Linked DNA regions of Homo sapiens: region 1 is linked to region 2. Evidence: read pairs that join two places in POLR2A ChIA-PET (ENCODE). Cell type or tissue: IMR-90. All regions are shown on one strand. Links, peaks and the distances in the headings refer to the core of each region. The heading gives the core; the rest is flanking DNA.

What was found. ChIA-PET counts read pairs that join two places held together with the same protein. Peaks named below come from ENCODE experiments on the same cell type or tissue, not always from the same donor. Only the 100,000 strongest peaks of a DNase experiment are listed, where the experiment ranks them.
Region 1: POLR2A ChIA-PET joins it to region 2 with 7 read pairs; 1 of 35 experiments calls an interaction of 5 or more read pairs at or near these places.

The regions. Positions count from the first base shown.
Region 1 is chr12:76,225,878-76,231,281 of GRCh38, forward strand. No RefSeq gene overlaps it. Among named protein-coding and RNA genes, the nearest start is that of LNCOG, 31 kb to the right of the region's middle. In IMR-90, for the core only: no CTCF peak of the experiment used is centred there; a DNase peak (open chromatin) is centred at 774.
Region 2 is chr12:76,608,448-76,613,851 of GRCh38, forward strand. All of the region lies in intron 3 of LOC105369850 (a long non-coding RNA gene), which reads left to right. Among named protein-coding and RNA genes, the nearest start is that of OSBPL8, 51 kb to the left of the region's middle. RefSeq lists an enhancer at 1-630. In IMR-90, for the core only: no CTCF peak of the experiment used is centred there; a DNase peak (open chromatin) is centred at 3,354.

The DNA.
Region 1 (5,404 bases), core at 250-5,249, 380 kb before region 2:
GGGGATGGGCAAGGCTGAGGACAAGCAAAGGAGATCTGTAAAGTGTGGGGCAGTACTGGATTTAGGTGAAGTGATATGGATTTTTGTTGAACGTATTCTTTCAATTTTTTTCCAGGTTTATTGAGGTATAATTGACAAATAAAAATTGTATATATTTAAGCATACAGTGTAATATTTTGATATATGTATATATTGTAAATGAGTACCACAATCAAGCTAATTACCTCACATTGTGTGTGTGTGTGTGTGTGTGTGTGTGTGTGTGTGTGGTGAGAACACTTAAGATCTACTCTTGAGGGCGTGGTGGCTCACGCCTGTAATTCTAGCACTTTGGGAGGCCAAGGCAGGTGGGTCCCTTGAGCCCAGGAGTTCCAAACCAGCTGGGCAACATGATGAAATCCTCTCTCTACAAAAATTAGCCACGTGGCATGTCTGTAGTCCTAGCTACTCAGGAGGCTGAGGTAGGAGGATCGCCTGAGCCGGGGTGGTCATAGCTGCAGCGAGCTGTGATGGCACCACTGCGCTATAGCCTGAGCGACAGAGCAGGACCCTGTCTAAAAAAAAAAGCATACAATGCAATATTATTTGCCATAGTCATCATGCTGTACATTAGAACTCCAGAACTTACTCATCTTAGAGCTGAAACTCTGTACTCTTTCACCAGCATCTCCCCATTTCCCCATCCCTCAGTGCCTGGCAACCACCATTCTGCTCTGCTTTTGTAAGTTTGATATTTTTAGATTCCATATATAAGTGAGATTACGCAGTATTTATTTTTCTTTCTGTGCCTGGTTTATTTCACTTAACGAAATGTCCTCCACATTCACCCATGTTGTCCTAAATGACAGGATTTCCTTCCTTTTTAAGGCTGACTCATATTTCATTGTATTATACACACACACACACACACACACACACACACACACACACACACACACATATATATATGCCACATTTTCTTCATTCATTCACAGATGGATGCTTAGCTTGATTTCAAATCTTGGTTATTGTAAATAATGCTGCAATAAACATAGAAGTGCAGATATCTCTTCAACACACTGATTTCATTTCCTTTGGATATGTACCCAGAAGTGAGATTGCTAGCTCATATGGTAATTCTATTTTAATTTTTTTGAGGAACTCCTGTACTATTTTCTATAATAGCTATACCAGTTTACATTTCCACTAACTGTATACAAGTATTCCCTTTTCTTCACATCCTTGCCAACACTTGTTATTTGATAATAGCCATTCTAACAGGTGTGAGGTAATATCTCATTGTGGTTTCGATTTGCATTCTCCTGATGATTAGTGATGATGAGCAGTTTTTCATATTCCCCTTGGCTATTTGTATGTCTTCTTTGGAGAAATCCCTATTCAGGTCTTTTGCCCATTTTTTAAACTAGTCATTTGTTTTCTTGCTTGTGGAGTTGTTTGAATGCCTTATATATTTTGGATATTAGCCCATTATCAGATATAGGGTTTGCAAATATTTTCTCCTATTTCATAGGTTATCTCTATTTTCTGTTGATTGCTTCCTTTGCTGTGCAGAAGCTTCTAAGTTTGATGCAATTTCATTTACCTAAAAATAGGTAAATTTACCTATTTTTGTTGTCTAGGATTTTGAGGTCATATCTGTATGGTTTTGTTCATATCATTGTCCAAACCAATATTCATATGCTTTTGTTCATATCATTGTCCAAACCAGTGTCAGCTTTCCACTCATGTTTTCTTCTAGTGGTTTTACCGTTTCAGGTCTTATGTTTAACTCTTTAATATATTTTGAGTTAATTTTTGCATGTGGTGTGAGATAAGTGTTCAATTTTATTTTTCTGCATGTAGATATTCAGTTTTCCCATGATCATTTATTGAAGAAGCTCTCTTTACCCCATTGTGTGTTCTTGGCACCTTCGTCAAAGATCAATTGACCACAAATATATGGATTTACTTCTGGGCTTTTTATTCTGTTTCATTGGTCTGGGTGTCTGTTTTTATTCCAGTACCATACTATTTTGATTGCTATAGCCTTGTAGTCTATTTTGAAATCAGGTGCTGTAATGTCTCTTGCTTCATTCTTCTTCCTCAAAATTCCTTTGACTATGAATTTTAGGATTGTTTTTTATATTTCTTTGGAAAATGCCATTAGAATTTTTATAGAGATTGGATTGAATCTGTATTATTTTAGGTAGAATGGATTTTTTAACAATATTAATTTTTCCAATCCATGATCATGGAATAGTCTTTCATTTATTTATGTCTTCTTCATTTTCATACATATTTTATAGTTTTCAGTGTACTGTCTTTCATTTTGGTTAAATTTATTTCTAAATGGTTTTGTTTGGTTGGTTGGATTTTGTCTTGAGACAGTCTTGTTCTGTCACCCAGGCTAGAGTGTAGTGGTGTGATCATAGCTCACTGCAGCCTTGAACTCCTAGCCTCAAGTAATCTTTTTGCCTCAGCCTTCCAATTAGCTGGGACTACAGGCAGGGTCTCTCTCTGTTGCCCAGGCTAGAGTGTAGTGGCACAAACATGGTTCGCTGCAGCCTGAACCTCCCAGGTTCAGGCAATCTTCCCTCCTCAGCTTCCTGAGTAGATGGGACTACAGGTGTGCACCACCATGCCCAGCAAATTTATTTTTATTTTTTGTAGAGATGAGGGTTTTACTATGTTGCCCAGGCTGGTCTTGAACTCCCAGACTCAAGCAATCCTCCCACTTCAGCCTTCCAAAGTGCTGGGATTATAGGCCTGGGGATTGTTTTCTTAATTTCTTTTTTGAATAGCTCTGGTTAGTGTACAGAAATGCAACTACTTTCTGTATGTTGATTTTGTATCCTGTAACTTTACTGATTTTGTTTATTCTAACAGGTTTTTTGATGGAGGAGTTTTCAGGGCTTTTTCTATATATATTATCAGGTTGTCAGCAAACAAAGACCATTTTGTTCTTTATTTCCAATTTGGATGTCTTTTTTTTTTTTTAATTGAATGGAAGTGCTGAAAGTGAACATCCTTGTCTTGTACCAGATCATAAAGAAAAGCTTCTAGATTTTTAACATTGGGTACAATATTAGTTGTGTGCTTGTCATATATGGTCTTTATTATGTTGAGGTATGTTCCTGCTACACCTAATTTGTTGATTTTTGTAATTTTTAAAAATTTTTATATAGAGACGGGGTTTCCCCATGTTGCCCAGGTTGGTCACGAACTCCCAGGCTCAAGTGATCCACCCACCTTGGCCTCCCAAAGTGCTAGGACTATAGGCGTGAGCCACCGCGCCCAGCCCCATAATTTGCTGAGATACTTTTATCACGAAAAGATGTTGAGTGCTCTCCAGTGGTTCTTCTCTATTGAGATGATAATAGGATTTTTATGCTTCATTCTGTTAACGTGGTATATCACATTTATTGATTTGTATCTTTGCATCCCAGGGATAAATCCCACTTGATTATGGTGTATGATGCTTTTTAATGTGCTGTTGAATTTGGTTTGCTAGTATTTTGTTGAGACTGTTCATCAGGGTTATTGATGTGTAATTTTCTTTTCTTGTATCTTTTTCTAGCTTTGGTATCAGGGTAATTCTGGCCTCATAACTTGACTGAAGTAATTCCTCATTTTCAATTTTTTGGAAAAGTTTGATAAAGAGTGGTGGTAACTGTTCTTTAAATGCTTGGTAGGGCCAGGCATAGTGGCTCGCACCTATAATTTCAGCTCTTTGGGAGGCCAAGGCAGGAGGATGGCTTGAGGCCAGGAGTTTCAACCCAGCCTGGGCAACATAGTAAGACCCTGTCTCTATAAAAATACATATATATATCTACTTTAAATTAATTAATTAATTAATTTTATTTATTTATTTATTTTTGAGATGGAGTCATGCTCTGTTGCCCAGGCTGGAGTGCAGTGATGGGATCTCGGCTCACTGCAAGCTCCACCTCCCTGGTTCAGGCCATTCTCCTGCCTCAGCCTCCTGAGTAGCTGGGACTACAGGTGCCCACCACCATGCCCGGCTAATTTTGTTTTATTTTTTTATTTTTAGTAGAGACGGGTTTTCACTGTGTTAGCCAGGATGGTTTCGATCTCTTGACCTCGTGATCTGCCCGCCTCGGCCTCCCAAAGTGCTGGGATTACAGGCGTGAGCCACTGTGCCCAGCCAAAAAATTAAGAAAATTGTTAAATACTTGATAGAATTAATCAGTGAAGCTATCAGGACCTGAGATTTTCTTTGTTGTGAGGGTTTTTGATTACTGATTCAATCTCGTTACTCGTTACTGGTCTGTTCAGATTTTTACTTTTTCATGATTTAGTCTTGGTAGGTTGTATGTTTCTAGGAATTTATTCAGTTCTCCTAGGTTATCCAATTTGTTCAAATATAATTGTTCAGAGTAGTTGCTTATGATCCTTTGTTTTTCAGGGGTATCAGTTGCAATGTTTTCTTTTATTTTTAATTTATTTGAGTCTTCTCTCTTTTTAATTAGTCTAGTGAAAGGTTTATTTATTTTATCTTCAAAGAAAACCAACTCTTAGTTATGTTTATCTTTTCTATTGTTTTCTAGTTTCTCATTTATTTCTGCTCTAATCTTTATTATTTCCTCCTTTCTGCTAACTTTGGTCTTAGTTTGTTCTTTTTTTAGTTTCTCTTGAGGTGTAAAGTTAGGTTGCTAATCTTAATGTAAGCATTAATTGTTATAAACTTCCTTCTTCAAAATACTTCTGTTGCATTCTTGGTATACAACTTTTGGTATGTTTTGTTTCTTTCATTTTTGTTTGCCTCAAGATTTGTTTGTTGTTGTTGTTGTTATTGTTTTGCTGTTGTTGTTGTTTGAGACAGGATCTCACTCTATCCCCCAGGCTGGAGATTAGTGCAGCCTTGACCTCCTAGGCTCAAGTGATCCTCCCACCTCAGCTTCCCTAGTAGCTGGAACTATAGGTGCACACCCCACAACACCCAGCTCATTTTTTTTCTTATTTTTTGTAGAGATGGAGTCTCAGTATGTTGCCAGGCTGGTCTGGAACTCCTGGGCTCGAGTGATCCTTCCACCTTGACCTCCCAAAGTGCTGGGATTACAGGAGTGAGCCATCGAGCCTGGCCTCAAGATAAATATTTTAATTTCTTCTTTTACTCACTGGATGTTCAAGAGTGTGTAGTTTAATTTCCATATATTTGTAAATTTTCAAATTTTCCTCCTGTTACTGATTTCTGGTTTTATACCATTGTGGTCAGAAATGATACTTAATATGATTTCAATCTTCTTAAAATTTGTTAAGATTTGTTTTGTGGCCTAACATATGATCTATCTTGGAGGATATTTCATTGTGCTTCAAAAGAATGTATATTCTGCTGCTGTTGGGTAGAACATTCTGTATATGTCTTTTAGGTCCATTTCGTCTACGTTGTTGTTCAAGTCTGCTG
Region 2 (5,404 bases), core at 323-5,322:
TTCCGATGGAATAGGGTGACTTTATTCATGAAAGGCATAAATGCAGTCAACTAAGGTAGAATCATTTTTTAAAGAATCTGCTTATTAATTAGAGAGGCATCCATAGAACATCTTTTGGACCAAGTCTTCTGATTTGCTAGGAAATGTCCTCTTTCTCTGTGTTCTGGGAATTTGGAGCTCACCTCCTCAATCCATATGAAGATACAGTCTTCCTCAACTGTGACACTCTTCTCTCCTCTTAGGGATAGACATTCATTCTAGGGACATGCTGGGGACCAAACTGGGCCAATGAGACTCCTTCCTTTGAGATTTGGAATTGAGACCAAAGATTTCAACTCTTTCAAACATAGGAGATATAATCTAGTGTGGGAGTTGTTGATGGTTAATACTTTCTGCTCCATGTCCCGAAAAACAGGGAGAGACAGTGTGCAGAGACTGAAGAATGAAGGAGACTTGGAGGGGAAGCTGAGGCCTGCGAAGGAGGGCCTCTTGGTTTCCTGATGGTGTGTGGGGCCTTGCTTCCAGCTGGCCATTGAAGTCCTGCTGTATCTCTGTCCTTGGGTTCTGTGAGGCAAACTCATTACTTATTATAAATCCCCCATTCCCCACCAGTCTAGCTCATTTGGGTCTTGAAGACTAAACACTGACTTTTTTTTTCTTATATTGCCCAAATTCCTACCTAAGGGGCCTGGGGGAGACACACCCTGCAAACCATAAAGTCTCATCAGAGAGGTTTTATTTAACCCTCTATAATCTGACCTTCTTTCTCACCTGACTCTGGCATAACATCACATAACAAGGAAATAAATCAAAATATTTTAAAACCCAAGTGTATTTCCTTGTCATATTCTTGAAATGGCCCTGCAAAGTTGTCTCTTTTGGGAAAAATCCACATTCTGTAGAGAACCGCCTTTCCCTGCCCTTTTTTTTTTCTTTCCAGATCCAGGAGATAATCAACTAAGAGTCAGGCATCCTTTTAAATCCGATAAGAAAACATTGTACAGCCTCTTCTCTCTGAAGCCTGCTAGCTAAAAGCTTCCTCTACACAATAAAACTTTGGTCTCTGGCCAGACGCAGTGGCTCACGCCTGTAATCCCAACACTTTGGGAGGCCGAGGCAGGTGGATCACGAGGTCAGGAGATGGAGACCATCCTGGCTAACACGGTGAAACCCCGTCTCTACTAAAAATACAAAAAAAATTAGCCAGGCGTGGTGGCGGGCGCCTGTAGTCCCAGCTACTCAGGAGGCTGAGGCAGGAGAATGGCGTGAACCCAGGAGGTGGAGCTTGCGGTGAGCCGAGATCGCGCCACTGCACTCCAGCCTGGGCGACGGAGCAAGACTCTGTCTCAAAAAAAAAAAAAAAAACTTTGGTCTCTACACTGCCAGGTGCAGTGGCTCACACTGTAATCGCATCACTTTGGGAGGCCAAGGCGGGCAGATCACCTGAGGTCAGGTGTTTGAGACCAACCTGGAACCCCGTCTCCAATAAAAATACAAAAATTAGCTGGGCATGGTGGCTGGCGCCTATAGTTTCACCTACCCAGGCAGCTGAGGTGGGAGAATCACTTGAACCTGGGAGGTAGAGGTTGCAGTGAGCTGAGATCTTGCCACTGCACTCCAGCCTGGGCGACAGAGCGAGACCCTATCTCAAAAAACAAAAAAACAAAAAAAAACTGTGGTCTCCACAAGCCAACCCAAACATTTCCTTTCTACCGATCCCAGGTCCTTAGACAAACTCAACCAACTGTCAATCAGAAAATGTTTAAATTTACCAATAGCCTAGACGCTCCTCCCAACCCCCCGCCCCCCACCCCACAACCCTCCAAGTTGTCCCACCCTTCTGAACCAAACCAATGTACATTTTAAATGTATTTGATTGATGTCTCATGTCTCCCCAAATTGTATAAAACCAGGCTGTGCCCTAATCACTTTGGGCACATGATCTCAGGATCTTCTGAGGGCTGTGTCATAGGCCATGGTCACTCATGTTTGGCCCAGAATAAATCTCTTTAAAATATTGTACAGAGTTTGACTCCTTTTGTCAACAGTCTCTATCACTTGCCATGAAATGTTCTAACAAATATACTTTTTTAAAAGTAAGTTTTAGGCTTCTCAGGCCTGCCAATTTCTCTCCAACTACCCATGAGAAATCTCAGAAAGACAAAGAGGAGGAGGAGGAGGGGAAGTTCTTTCTTCCCTAGCAGAGAAGCAGACACTATTTAGCAGCATTAAGGTATTTCTGATAAAGGGATGAATCGAGGACGTTCACAAAAGTCCCGGTCTTAATATTCTGTTCAGTTTGGAGACACTTGTAAAAATGTATAACCCTGTTCTCCTTTCTGTTATTAAAAACTCTCTGTGAAAGATATTTGTACAAAGGAGTCTTTTCAGAGTGGCTATGTCCTCTGAAGTTTCTCTATATCCTCTGGCAGTCTGCAATTCTAATTGGTTATCTTAGAACTTGTTTCCCTAGTAATTGTATTCAAACTGACATCTCCACTATTTAAAAGGCAATTACATGTTTGCCAGATTTCTTTGTTAAGCCAGAAGAGAAGTTTAAAATGGCCTTTCCCTCTGCTTTATGGTCAAATGAAGAGCACATTCATGATTCTCTTGGTCTCCTTTTTCAAACAGGTAGGTGAGAGTTTTTGTCTCATTAACTAGAATCAGTTGGGGTTGTAACTACTTCCCATTCTTATTGCTTCCCATCCTATTGCTGTCATACAATTTATTTTCATTAACTGATCCCTAATACTGGGAAATGCATTTAAATTCCATGAGTCCTTATTTCCTATTCTTTCCCACACCATATTTAAAAGATGAGTGTTTTCATTTCTGTAACATAGGCTTGCTGTGTGTGAGGATTCTCAGGGGCTGGGCATCAGTGCTACTTGAAGAAAAACTAATTTGATTTTTATGTTCTCTTGGGGAAGTGGAAAACTCTGCAAAATTTCATTTTGTGAAGAAAGCAAACTCATTTCTGGGTGCATGTCCAAATAATATTTATTTTGTCTGATATGTTTGAGTGGTATCTTCTGGATTTTAGAGGTTTGCCTGGTTCTAGGGGTTTTTGTATGATATGTAGTCCAGGCCTGGGTAACACCAAGGTTTCTCATGCTAATGTGGGCTCACAGTGATTGAAACTGTAAGAGCAGACTGGAGCAGGGAACAGGGAGGACTAAAGCAGCTGTGGGCTGTGTAGACATTTCTCTCTCTTCACATAGCCTCTGACTTTCTCCATTTGGTCTTTCTGCATGAGTTAGTTTGGGTGTTCTCACATCATCATGGCCTTAGGGTATTTGGATTTCTCATATGGCAGTTCAGGGTTACAAAACAGAGTGTTCCAGCCAAAAAGACAGAAGCTGCGTAACGTTTAATGACTCAGCTTCAGAAGTCATATAGTGTCACTTCTGCTGCATCCTACTGGTTACAAGCAAGTCATAAGCCTGCCCAGATCTGAGATACTGATGAGGCAAAGTTCTAGGAGTATCAGACAATGTTGTATATTTTTTATTTTTGACTGTCATAGATATTTAAAATAACTGAAGAGGAGAAAGTAGACAACTAAGTAAATATAATGGACTATTTTCCCTTCTTCATTTCTGAGGTTCCAGGTTTTGCTATGGTATCATTGTACTCTCATGTGAAGAACTTCTTTTAGTATTCCTTTTAGAGCAGGTGCTCTGGCAAAGAATGCTATAAATTTTGCTTCATCTGAGAATATCTCTGTTTTATTGTCATCCCCAAGGTATATTTTCACTTGATTTAGAATTCTGAGTTGACAGTTCTCATCTTTTACCCCTTTGAAAAACGTCATTCTACTTCCTTCTAGCTTCCATGATTTCAGAGCAGGCGCTCTGGCAAAGAATGCTAGAAGTTTTGCTTCATCTGAGAATATCTCTATTTTATTGTCATCCCCAAGGTATATTTTCACTTGATTTAGAATTCTGAATTGACAGTTCTCTTCTTTAACCCCTTTGAAAAATGTCATTCTACTTCCTTCTAGCTTCCATGATTTCTGATGAGAAATATGCAATCATTAAACTTACTGATCCTCCACTTAGATGTATCCTTTTTCCTCTGGCTACTTTCAGCAGCATGATTATGATGTCTCTAGGCATGACTTTTTATCTTTTATTTATTTATTTATTTATTTATTTATTTATTTTAGTTCATCTTGTTTGAGGTTTTCTTAGATTCCTTTATCCGCACCTTTATATCTTTTACCAAATCTAGGAAGTTTTCAACTTCTATTGAAATATTTTTTTTCTGTGTCACACCCTTCCTTCTCTCCTTCTAATATTATAATGATATAAACATTATAACTTTGGTATTGTTTCACAGGTCCTTGAAGTATTGTTAATTTTTTAAAAAAACTTTTCCTCTACATTGTTCAGAGAGAGTAATTTCAATTCACCTATCTTCAAATTCACTGAGTTTTTCCTCTGTCATCTCCATTCTGCTATGGAAGCCATCTAGTGAATTTTAAATTTTATTTTGTTTTGCATATCTAAAATTTCCATTTAGTGTGTTTTTTTATGTGTTTTTATTTTTATATCTTCTATTCCTCTTTGAAGACCTTATATCTTTCCACTGGTTTAAAGGGAGGGAGTTTATGAATTTGCTAAAGAAAATGTGGTACACCATGGAATGCTACGCAGACATAAAAAATAATTAAATCGTGTTCTTTGCAGCAACATGGATACAGATAGAGGCCATTATCCTAAGCAAATTAATGCAGGAACAGAAAAGCAATTACTGCATATTCTCATTTGTAAGTGGAAGCTCAACAGTGGTACTCATGGACATAAAGATGGCAACATAGACATTGGGGACTATTAGAGGGGCAAGAGATGGAGGGGGATACGTGTTAAAAAACTATTGGGTACTATGCTTAGGACTTGGGTGACATGATCAGTTGTACCCCAAACCTCAGTATCACACAGTATATGCAGATAACAAGCCTGTATATGTACCCTCTGAATCTAAAATAAAAGTTGACATTATTTTTTTTCAAAGAGTGTTTGTCCTCATCTCTTGAAGTGTGGTTATAAAAGCTGTCTGAGAATTCTAACATCTATATAATCTTGGAGTTAACAACTATTAATTGTCTTCTCTCTTGTGAAATGTTGAGATTTGCCTGATTCTTCATGTGCTAAGTAATTTTGGATTATATATTGAACATCTTGACTATTAATTTATGTGACTCTGAATCCTGTTTAAATCATATGAAATAGATTTTTTTTATTTTTGTAGTTAATCAACCCTTTAAATCCTATGAAATGGATTTTTAAAACAATTTTTGTAGTTAATCAACCCAGTTAGGTTTAGACTACAAGTTCCTACTATCCTTCTGTGGGCTATAGTTCTAATTCAGTTCCATTTTCATATCTTTACAGTGCTA